3 separate regions of the Homo sapiens genome follow, and regions 1 and 3 are each linked to region 2. The links are chromatin contacts, found by Hi-C or POLR2A ChIA-PET in ENCODE. All regions are on one chromosome and are shown on one strand. The core of a region is the stretch at or near the end of the contact, and the rest is flanking DNA. Distances in the headings are between cores, read along the strand shown.

The links. A loop is a pair of places that touch in the nucleus more often than their neighbours do. ChIA-PET counts read pairs that join two places held with the same protein, here RNA polymerase II (POLR2A). Pooled maps may share reads with other maps.
Region 1: a loop to region 2 is called in a pooled map, with 2.3 times the contacts of the local background. The contact joins the promoter of C3AR1 here to the promoter of FAM90A1 in region 2. A Hi-C loop is called at or near these places in 1 of 50 pooled maps. POLR2A ChIA-PET finds 5 or more read pairs at or near these places in 2 of 52 experiments (GM12878 and activated T-cell).
Region 3: a loop to region 2 is called in a pooled map, with 2.5 times the contacts of the local background. The contact joins the enhancer-like site here to the promoter of FAM90A1 in region 2. A Hi-C loop is called at or near these places in 1 of 50 pooled maps. POLR2A ChIA-PET finds 5 or more read pairs at or near these places in 2 of 52 experiments (Caco-2 and endothelial cell of umbilical vein).

What each region holds. Positions count from the first base shown.
Region 1 is chr12:8,064,717-8,068,136 of GRCh38, forward strand. It overlaps C3AR1 (complement C3a receptor 1), which reads right to left and starts at 1,643. Exons shown (of 2, transcript NM_004054.4): 1 at 1,562-1,643.
Region 2 is chr12:8,226,066-8,229,066 of GRCh38, forward strand. It overlaps FAM90A1 (family with sequence similarity 90 member A1), which reads right to left and starts at 1,553. Exons shown (of 7, transcript NM_018088.3): 1 at 1,415-1,553; 2 at 207-413. It also overlaps the pseudogene ALG1L10P. RefSeq lists an enhancer at 1,115-1,164.
Region 3 is chr12:7,994,098-7,997,250 of GRCh38, forward strand. It overlaps the pseudogene RPS20P28. Among named protein-coding and RNA genes, the nearest start is that of FOXJ2, 37 kb to the right of the region's middle. RefSeq lists an enhancer at 642-1,563. Within about 2 kb of position 1,279, at least 10 of the 41 ENCODE cell types and tissues checked have a DNase peak (open chromatin) inside an H3K27ac peak, as active enhancers do.

The sequences.
Region 1 (3,420 bases), core at 393-2,892, 160 kb before region 2:
TCTCATTCCCCTTTCCATGGCCTTGTCTACTCAGATATTTAAATACTATCACGGTACCCCCCTAAAATATTGAGAGAAGAATAGAGTCATGGGATGCTAGGGCTGAAAGAAAACTTGGTAATCATCTCTCCTCTCCTCATTTTGTTGTTGTTGTTGTTGTTTGTTTGTTTGTTTGTTTGTAGAGATAGGGTCTTGCTATGTTGCCCAAGCTGCTCTCAAACTCCTGGACTCAAGCAATCCTCCCATGTTGGCCTCACAGTGTGCTGGGGTTACAGACATGAGCCACTGTGCCCAGCCTACGTTTTCTCTGCTTTTATTTCTCAAGTTTGACAGTGAAACTCAGCAAATTAGATTACAAGCATATAATCATTACTAGGGAGGTTCTTGGATTTCAGGTCCGAGGACTGTTAGGCAAATGCTGTTTTTACTACCAAAAAAAAAAAAAAATCACATTAAAAAAAAAAAGATATATGGTATTGCTAATAAAGGGGAAGCTGCCGAGAACTGCATGAACTGAAGTAGCAGGGACTGCAAACAGCAAAATTTTAATAAAAATAGAGTTATCTGTCATGAGCTATATGTTAAATATTGTTATTATCTGTTTTGAAATGAAAGTATGTAGGAGTCAGGGATTAAAAGTCCTTTAGAACAAGGCTGGGTGTGGTGGCTCACGCCTGTAATCCCAGCACTTTGGGAGGCAGAGGCGGGTAGATCACCTGAGGTCAGGAGTTTGAGACCAACCTGGCCAACATGGTGGAACCCTGTCTCTACTAAAAATACAAAAAAATTTAACTGGGTGTGGTAGCACGTGCCTGCAATCCCACCTACTCAGGAGGCTGAGGCAGGAGAATCGCTTGAACCTGGGAGGCGGAGGTTGCAGTGAGCTGAGATCATGCTACTGTACTCCAGCCTGGGCAACAGAGTGAGACTCTGTCTCAAAAAAAAAAAAAAAAAAAAAAAGTCCTGCAGAGCAAGATTACTTTTTACATTTCTTCAAGTTAATTTGGCTAAAAATACCATACCTTTATGTGTTTAAGATTAGTAGAGGATTAAAAAAAATTATTACTAAGTTGACCAGCCGTAATTTAAAGGTAATTAATATCCTGAAACTAAAATTCCACTGTGATAGAGAAAGAAAAGTGGACCCCAGAATCAAATTGTAGTAATAGGATAACAGAGTCAGTAGCAATAAGGAATGGGCAAAAGAATAAAAAAAAGAAAGAGGAAATGGAAAGGGAAAAAAAGTGCAATCAATTATTTGAAAAACAAATTAATGGGGACAGCTGGAATCAAAGTTCAGGGTGAAATACATAGCCAATTCAAAGAAAGGAAAGAAATGATGTAAAAATTCACTATTAATTCCACTATGAAAATATTAAAAGCAAAGACAAATGCAATGTGGAATATTTAGAAAAAGGAAGTTAGACATAGAGATAAGATAAAAGAATTCAAAGTCAGAGAAGGAATAGGGGAAATAGAAGATAGTGACACTCAAACTCATTACCTATAATGAGCAAAACAGGCTAAGCACAAGTCATCAGGTAGGTCTAGGTTTTCTTACCAAAAAACTGAGACAGTAGCTGAAGGCTTCAGCACCTGGATGTCTCCACGAGTCCTGTCTGGTCCCCACACTTAGCCACAGTGAAGTCATGAAGTATGGCAAGAAAATTTGCTGAGCTTTCTCTTCTTCTGTTCTCTCTCTGTTTCCGGCAATAAGTTAAGTCTTATGCTCTAGACCACTATCTGACCTCACAGGAAGAGTTTCAAAGTGAGTCATTTCTAAATGGCTTAGAAAGGCAAAGCAGGAAAACAGAAGTAGGAGTTTATAATCCTGAGACATTTTCTGCAGCACACAGAGAATGGTTAGAGAGAGGGTACCTCTGTACATAGGGTTCAACTTTATAGGTTTTGTTTAGAAATGAAAAAAAAAAGACTCTATGAGATGTGAGGGTTGGAGTGGGGAGTGGTTGGGGAGGAATGACCTGAATAAACTCATTTAATTAATCTCAAATAACATATCTGAAATGCTTGATATATGTGAAAAACGGTGCCATGTCAAAATCAGGATGAATTAAGCTATATTCTAATCTCCAGAGATTCACAATCGAGTGGGAATATGTACCCATACATATACACACAAAGCTGTAATACAAACTAGGCTATAATAATAGAAGTAACAATAGAAGTAAAATAATAGAACACTCTAGCCAGGGGTATATATAACCCAGGGCAATCTAGGAGAGTCTTAAGATAGAAATAAGATGTGGGCAAGTACTTAATTAAGTACCTGTAGGAATTCTAGAGACAGAAAAAGGTGAAAAGCTGCTTAGGCTATAAGTGGAGCCTAGTCAAAGGCAGGTAGGTGGTAGAGGGCAGGTAGGTGGGGAGGTAGGTGGGAGAGCTTAGTGGTCACTGGAGAACAGGCTGGAGTCTAGGTGCTGTTTCATCAGGAAGGAGTACAGAAGACTGAAGGTAATTCCTGCTTAATGAATACTATGCTGTAAATAATTCTTATATTATTCTTTTAGATATATGCATATACTCTTTTAGATATATGCATATAAAATAAAGTTTATTTGGGTCAAATGTATTTGAACACTGTTGTCTGTGATATAGGCTTCAGTCTATATTAATCAACTTGTCCAAACCATAATATCTGCTCCTCTGCTTGTTTGCAGTCAAGTCACCACGGAATATTTTTGAGGCAGAAAGATCAAAAGAAAAATGCCAAGAGTTGAGTAGTATTTATTAGTTTATTTCCATTGTCATCATCTAATTACAAAAATAGAACATACTTTGTTCTAGAAGAGATAAATTGAAATAATACAGAATTATAATGGGTAAAAAAAATGAAAGATTTTCTTTTCAATTCCACTGCTCGAAGTAACTATTTTTAATAGGTTAGTGTTCATTCTTCCTGATTTTTTTTTTTCTGAATATAGCACACATTTTGTTTGTTGGAGACAGGGCCTCAGTCTGTCGCCCAGGCTGGAGTGCAGTGCCACCATCTTGGCTCACTGCAACCTCTGCCTCCTAGGTTCAAGCAATTCTCCCACCTCATCCTCCTTAGTAGCTGGGACTACAGGCATGTGCCACCACAACCGGCTAATTTTTATATTTTTTCGGTAGAGATGGGGTTTTGCCATGTTGGGCAGGCTGGTCTTGAACTCCTGAGCTCAGGTGATCCACCTGCCTCAGCCTCCCAAAGTGCTGTGATTACCGGTGTGAGCCACCCCACCCGGCCTAACACACATTTTTCTAAAAGGTAGTTTTGAACATAAATGGGATGGTAATTTATGTGTGATTTTATGTCTTGCTTTTTTACTTAACAATATATCAAAACATACTTCCATGTTAGTACATATAATCCTATTGATTATTTTGGGTTTTCTTTCCTCCAATATTTGGAAATATTGAATA
Region 2 (3,001 bases), core at 303-2,802:
CTCGGAAAGGTCTATCTGCACAGCCCACTCTAAGATCATGTCCACTGCTGACAGACATTCTAAAACCTACGTGTACAGCTGCAAGCTTTGAAGAATAGATGTTCCCCGTCAGATATGTAACACTGGTGCCTGTACCCCTGTCTTCTTTTCCATCTTTTTTGTTTTTGTGTTTTGTTTTGTTTTAAAAAATGTGGTAAAATAGACACCTTTTAATTGGACCATATTTACTCTATCTCGACGTAGGCCTCCGTGTCATCATGGAGATTCTCCTTGACATGCAGTCACGGCCATGATCCATCTTCAGAGCTTCTCTTTCTTCCCCACGGTAGGTCTGTCAGCAGAGAACCCTGACCACACACTCATGTGTTTTCTCCTCCAGAATGCGCTTGGAAACCACCGTGAATTGGAGCGCACTGGGAAACACAGATGAAGAAAGTCAACACCGCTTTGTCCTTCAGTGCCTGGCTCCCTTTTCAGCTGGTCTTGAGACTCCAGGCATTGGAGTCCAGGGAGGGGCACGCCGCCTTTACCTTGTGCTTCCCACGATCTTGTCTCCTTAATCCCCACTGCAGCTCTCTGCCATAGGGTCTTATACTGCTTTACATGTGGGAAACTGAAGCTCAGAGGGTTTCACAGCAGGGCAGGGAGCCCAGATGTGAATCTGTACATACCAAGCTTTCTAATTTTTCAGTAGTTTCCAAGCATCTTTTTTTTTTTCTTGTTTCTTCATTGATGTCTTTTTTTTTTTTTTTTTTTTTTTTTGAGACACAGTCTCTGTCGCCCAGGCTGGGGTGCAGTGGTGTGATCTCAGCTCACTGCAACCTCCGCGTCTCACAGTCAAGCAATTCTCATGCCTCAGCCTCCCGAGTAGCTGGGACTACAGGTGCCCACTACACCCAGCTTATTTTGGTATTTTTAGTAGAAACAGGGTTTCACCATGTTGGCCAGGCTGGTCTTGAACTCCTGACCTCAGGTGATCCACCTGCCTTGGCCTCCCAATATGCTGGAATTATTGATATGAGCCATTGTGCCCGGTCATGTCATTGTTGCCTTAACCAAGCCTCTTTTAATTTTTCAAACGGAAGAGCCCCTGTCCCTCAGTTACTGCTGCTGAGCCCTTTCAAGATGACTCAGTGAGGAGGGGGAAAAGCAGAAGCGGTGTGGGAAGAGGCGGGGTCTGGGCCAGCTGCTGGTCCTGCTCTCCTCCCTCCTTTGGCCTCTAGGCTCCCAGGAGTGGTTTGGAACCTGCGCCGTGTGCTCTGGGGGCTGTGGCAGGGCAGGGGCGGCTTGGAACCTGCGCCATGTGATCTGGGGGCTGTGTCAGGGCAGCGGGAGTCCTCGTGTCCCCTGCGCACAACACAGACAGAAGGCTGGGTCCACCCAGTGGGCGGTCGGGTGCCAGGCCAGTGCTTACCCCGCCATGTTTTCAAGCCCGAGGCCAGCTGGCTGCAGGTGCAGGGCTATGCGTCAGGGGTCAGGGTGCACACATCCCTGCAGGTCTCGGGGCTCCTGGGTTGCTTCTGGAAGGGCCCGGATGGGGCCTGACTGGAGCTGCCGAGGGGTGGAGCTTCTGGGAAAAGGATCCCTCCTAGGGGGAGTGTCTTGGGCCTGGGGCCACGTGGCACGGAGAGAGACGGGTCCATGGCAGTGTCTGCTTTTCTCTGTGAAGGCAAAGGGCCTCTGAGGGAGTATTACAGCCGCCTCATCCACCAGAAGCATTTCCAGCACATCCAGGTCTGCACCCCCTGGCTGGAGGGCCGAGGACTACCCCCGCTTCTAGGTGAGAGGCCAGCAGGAGGCTCAGGGAGGACGCGGGGCCTTAAGCAGGGGGAACAGGGGTGGGCAGGATGTACTTTTTTCAGAAAAGGTGGCTCTGGAGGCCACTTGGGGACAGGACCTGGGCTCTAGCTGAACTCCCGGGAGGAGGCTACTTCCTGGTGTGCCAGCCCCTCCCTGCCAGGTGGCCCCAGAGGCCCTTTACCAAGGGGTTTGAGGAGGCCACGTCCTTTCAGTCTGCCACGCCCTCCATTCAGTCCTCTTCCTTCCTGCAGGAGGGCTGGGCCTGGGGTTGGGGCCACTGTTGCCCAGGTGTGGGAGGGCAGTGGCTTTGGGAGGTACAGGGACGATGTGTCAAACAGCGTCGCCTCTCCCAGTGCGATGGTTCTCCTTTGCCTCCGTCTCTTTCCGCGTTGATTTCTCCAAGTGGGGAGTCGTGGCTTGGTCCTGATGCGTCTCTAGAGCCGCATCTTCCAGCTTCGAGTGAGCAGAGCAGTTGGAGTCTGAGGGCCTTTTCCTGGCAGGATTCTCCAGCTAGTCTTTGTTTTAGACAGTCTTGCTCCGTTGCCTAGGCTGGAGTGCACGATCTCAGTTCATGCAACCTCCGCCTCCTGGGTTCAAGCGATTCACCCACCTCAGCCTCCCAAGTAGATTACAGGATTACAGGAGCCCGCCACAACACCTGGCTTATTTTTGTATTTTTAGCAGAGACAGGGTTTCACCATGTTGGCCAGGCTGGTCTTGAACTCCTGACCTCAAGTGATCCTCTCGCCTTGGCCTCCCTAAGTGCTGAGATTCCAGGCCTGACCCATCATGCCTAGCCCCAGCTAGTCTTTAGAAATGTTAAGCTATTTGGCTTTATTTTCACACTGACAGCTGGTTTGTGGTGGGTGTGATGTGGTTTATTATTATTATTATTATTATTATTATTATTTTGAGACGGAGTTTCGCTCTTGTTATTATTATTATTATTATTATTATTATTATTATTATTATTATTTTGAGACGGAGTTTCGCTCTTGTAGCCCAGGCTGGAGTGCAATGGCGCGATCTTGGCTCACTGCAACCTCTGCCTTCCCGGGTTCAAGCGATTCTCCTGCCTCAGCCTCCTGAGTAGCTGGGATTACAGGCACCTGCCACGAATTAGCTTCGCTAATTTTGTATTTTTTTTTAGTAGAGATGGGGTTTCACCATGTTGGCCGGGCTGGTCTTGAACTCCTGACCT
Region 3 (3,153 bases), core at 29-2,528, 230 kb before region 2:
GGGACAAGTGAAGGGCTGAAACTTCGTTGTGCAGTTTTGTGGGATATGTAGAGGCTGAAATACAGCCTGCAATCCACTGGCCAGGCTCTCCTCCTCATCCAGAGGAAGGAGCACATTTTTCTTTACACAGGGGTACCATTCCTAGAAAACCTGCTTTTTCCCAGAAGGGCACCTTTGCCTAATTTGCAGAAAGGCACTGGAAAAGCTAGCAATGGCCCTGAAAGCATGTATACCAAATACCGGACAGCAGAAATTAATCCCTGGAAGCTACTTAAACACAAAAAAAATTTTCTTAGATGTCACTTAAAAACATGTGGAAGGAATCGCTTGAACTCGGAAGGCAGAGGTTGCAGTGAGCTGCGATCGCGCCAGTGCACTCCAGCTTGGGCGACAGAGCGAGATTTCGTCCCACCACCCCAAAAAAAACAAACAGTGTAGAGGAAATACATAGTTTTTTTTTTTTTTTAATTATTACCTGAGTAAACAAACCAAAAGAAGAAGAAGAAGGCCATTGCTCCAAACTCTCTTTCAATGTTGCTCTAGTGCCTATTCCTCACCTTGCACTGCCAATCTGCACATCTCCCCTCTCTGGTTCTTCTTTTTGGCTGCTGCTTTCTTTAAACAACTAATATTTATGAAAATAGTTGACAAGTAAGTGCAGTGGTGAGCAGTCTCAATTCCTGACTCAATACTGATGGAAGCAATCTGTTTAACAACCTCAGAAAGACTGTGTGAGTCATTTGTGGATTCTCATCTGGAAATGATCCTAAATCCTAGAATCTTCACCACAAGGCTGTTTTTCTTGCAGTGATTCTTGGAGTCTTGACATTCAAACTGGTTCTTCAAGCTGGGATTCTTTCCCTTCGGGTCTCTGATCCAATCAGCGCACACCTTCTCCAAGGATTTCCCGCTGTGGCTGGTTGGGGTAATCCTCATTCAGTGAATTGTCACCTCTGGTTCCAAGAGTGTATTTCCGGAGTTTTGTAAAGTCTAGGGCGGCGTGCCTATTCCAACTAGTTCCTCAAGGAATGGCCAAGAGGACATGGCTGTCCCTCCTAGAGCCCTCTGCTACTTTTCAGGCCTCATTATACTCTCGCAATTTCCTTTCCTTTTATCTTCTCCCTGATCTTCTCCCTAAATGTTCCCAAATTTATCCTCTTCTCTGAGGGCTTTGCTTCTTCAGGCCTAACTAAATACACAATCCACAAGCCACTGATCTCACCTCAGCTGCACCTATGCTAATTCTCACTTCCAGTTTTTCTCCAAGGCCAGTACTGGGAGGGATGGCGCAAAGATATACACTGCCACCTGGTGGCCAACTGCTAACCAGCTCTGGTAATACCAAGGATGTTACTAGCACCATAGCAACGGGCTCTGGAGGCGGATTTGCAAAAGCACCAGGCGTGGGCAGAACAGTGTCACTTCCTTCTTTGGTAGTAGCATCTCTCTGCCTGGAATTATCTTTCCAAATCTATTTCTCACAAAATTCTTTTCATCTTTCAAAGTCCATATAAATGCCACTTTTACCATGATCCCCTTCCTGATCCTTCAAGTTAGCGGATCTCACTTCTCTGAAAGTACTACAGGGTAGGTTCAGCATTTCGCTTGTAACTCTTACGATGCTGCTCTTTGCCTACTTCAAACTGTTGCTCATCCCCTAAAAACTCAGCTCCTTTTCAGTGCATGCCATCAGGATATTGTAATAATCTGCTGATCTCCTGGGTCACTTCCCCCACATTCTCTGAAAATTTAGAAGCCTGATTCATTCTCTTAGTTTACACCATTCCTACTGTCATCAGTCCTGGCTATTCCATGATGCATGGAGACAATTCATCGAATAGGCTGGCCGTCAGTTTCTTGTCCACTCATTTCCAATCATCTTGTTTTCCAGTCCACCTCAGTCATTTATTCCCATGGTTAATACCCTAGCCCTGGTTATTTATAATAAATGGGCTCGGCTGGGTGCGGTGGCTCACACCTGTAATCCCAGCACTTTGGGAGGCTGAGGTGGGTGGATCACGAGGTCAGGAGTTCAAGACCAGCCTGGCCGGGATGGTGAAACCCCATCTCCACTAAAAATACAAAAATTAGCCGGGTGTGGTGGCAGGTGCCTGTAATCCCAGCTACTCAGGAGGCTGAGGCATAGAATTGCTTGAACCTGGGAGGTGGAGGTTGCAGTGAGCTGAGATCACACCAGTGCACTCCAGCCTGGGCAACAGAGCAAGAGTTCGTCTCAAAAAAAAAAAAAAAAAAAAAGGCTGCTTGTAAAACCTGTATTATTTTGCATCTCACACTGACCATCACTTCCTCTCTAACCATTTCTTGATAGAAGCAGGATCTCTACACTATTAACCCTCTCAACTTTTCACTGCCCATCACTCTTCTATTTTTACTTTCCACATCACCCGACTTAAATTCTTTGATTCATCACCCTAAACGCTTCCTTGCATAAATGAGCAACTCCTGGGCACTCCCTTCCCCCGTCACATTCTCTGGTAAGAACGCAACTTTTGGCCAGGTGCGGTGGCTCACACATGAAGTCCCAGCACTTTGGGAGGCCAAGGCAGGCAGATCGCTTGAGGCCAGGAGATCAAGACTATCCTCGTCAACATGGTAAAACCTCGCCTCTACTAAAAAAAGAAAAAAAAAATGGCATGAAAATTGCTTGAACACAGGAGGCGGAGGTTGCAGTGTGTCGAGATCACGCCACTGGACTCCAGCCTGGGCGACAGAGCGAGACTCTATCTCAAGGTGTGCTACATTTGAAAAGAACTGTTTGAGTTCTCTAATTTATATAAACAGCCATCTGGAGAAGAGGTATGGGAACGGATATTAAGGGTATAGGATAATGGTGGAAGCAACATAGAGTTGGATCAGGCTGAATTTATTGATTTGGGCCCACTAAGTAGGGACTCTGCTTTTAATGTTGCAGCTCGGAAAGTTACAAAACCTTCTAATGTTTATTTGCTTGGTTAGCTGAAATATGGATTACAAGATGGCCCACTGTGAGCGAGCTGGAAATGCCTGATCTCCCTTGGTTTAATGTAGAGGCAGGGATCCAAAGGCTTAGGGAGATTGGGATGGTGGAGTGGGTTAGTCACTTTAGACCTACTCATCCCGGCTGGGAAGGTCCAGAAGATATACCCTCGACCA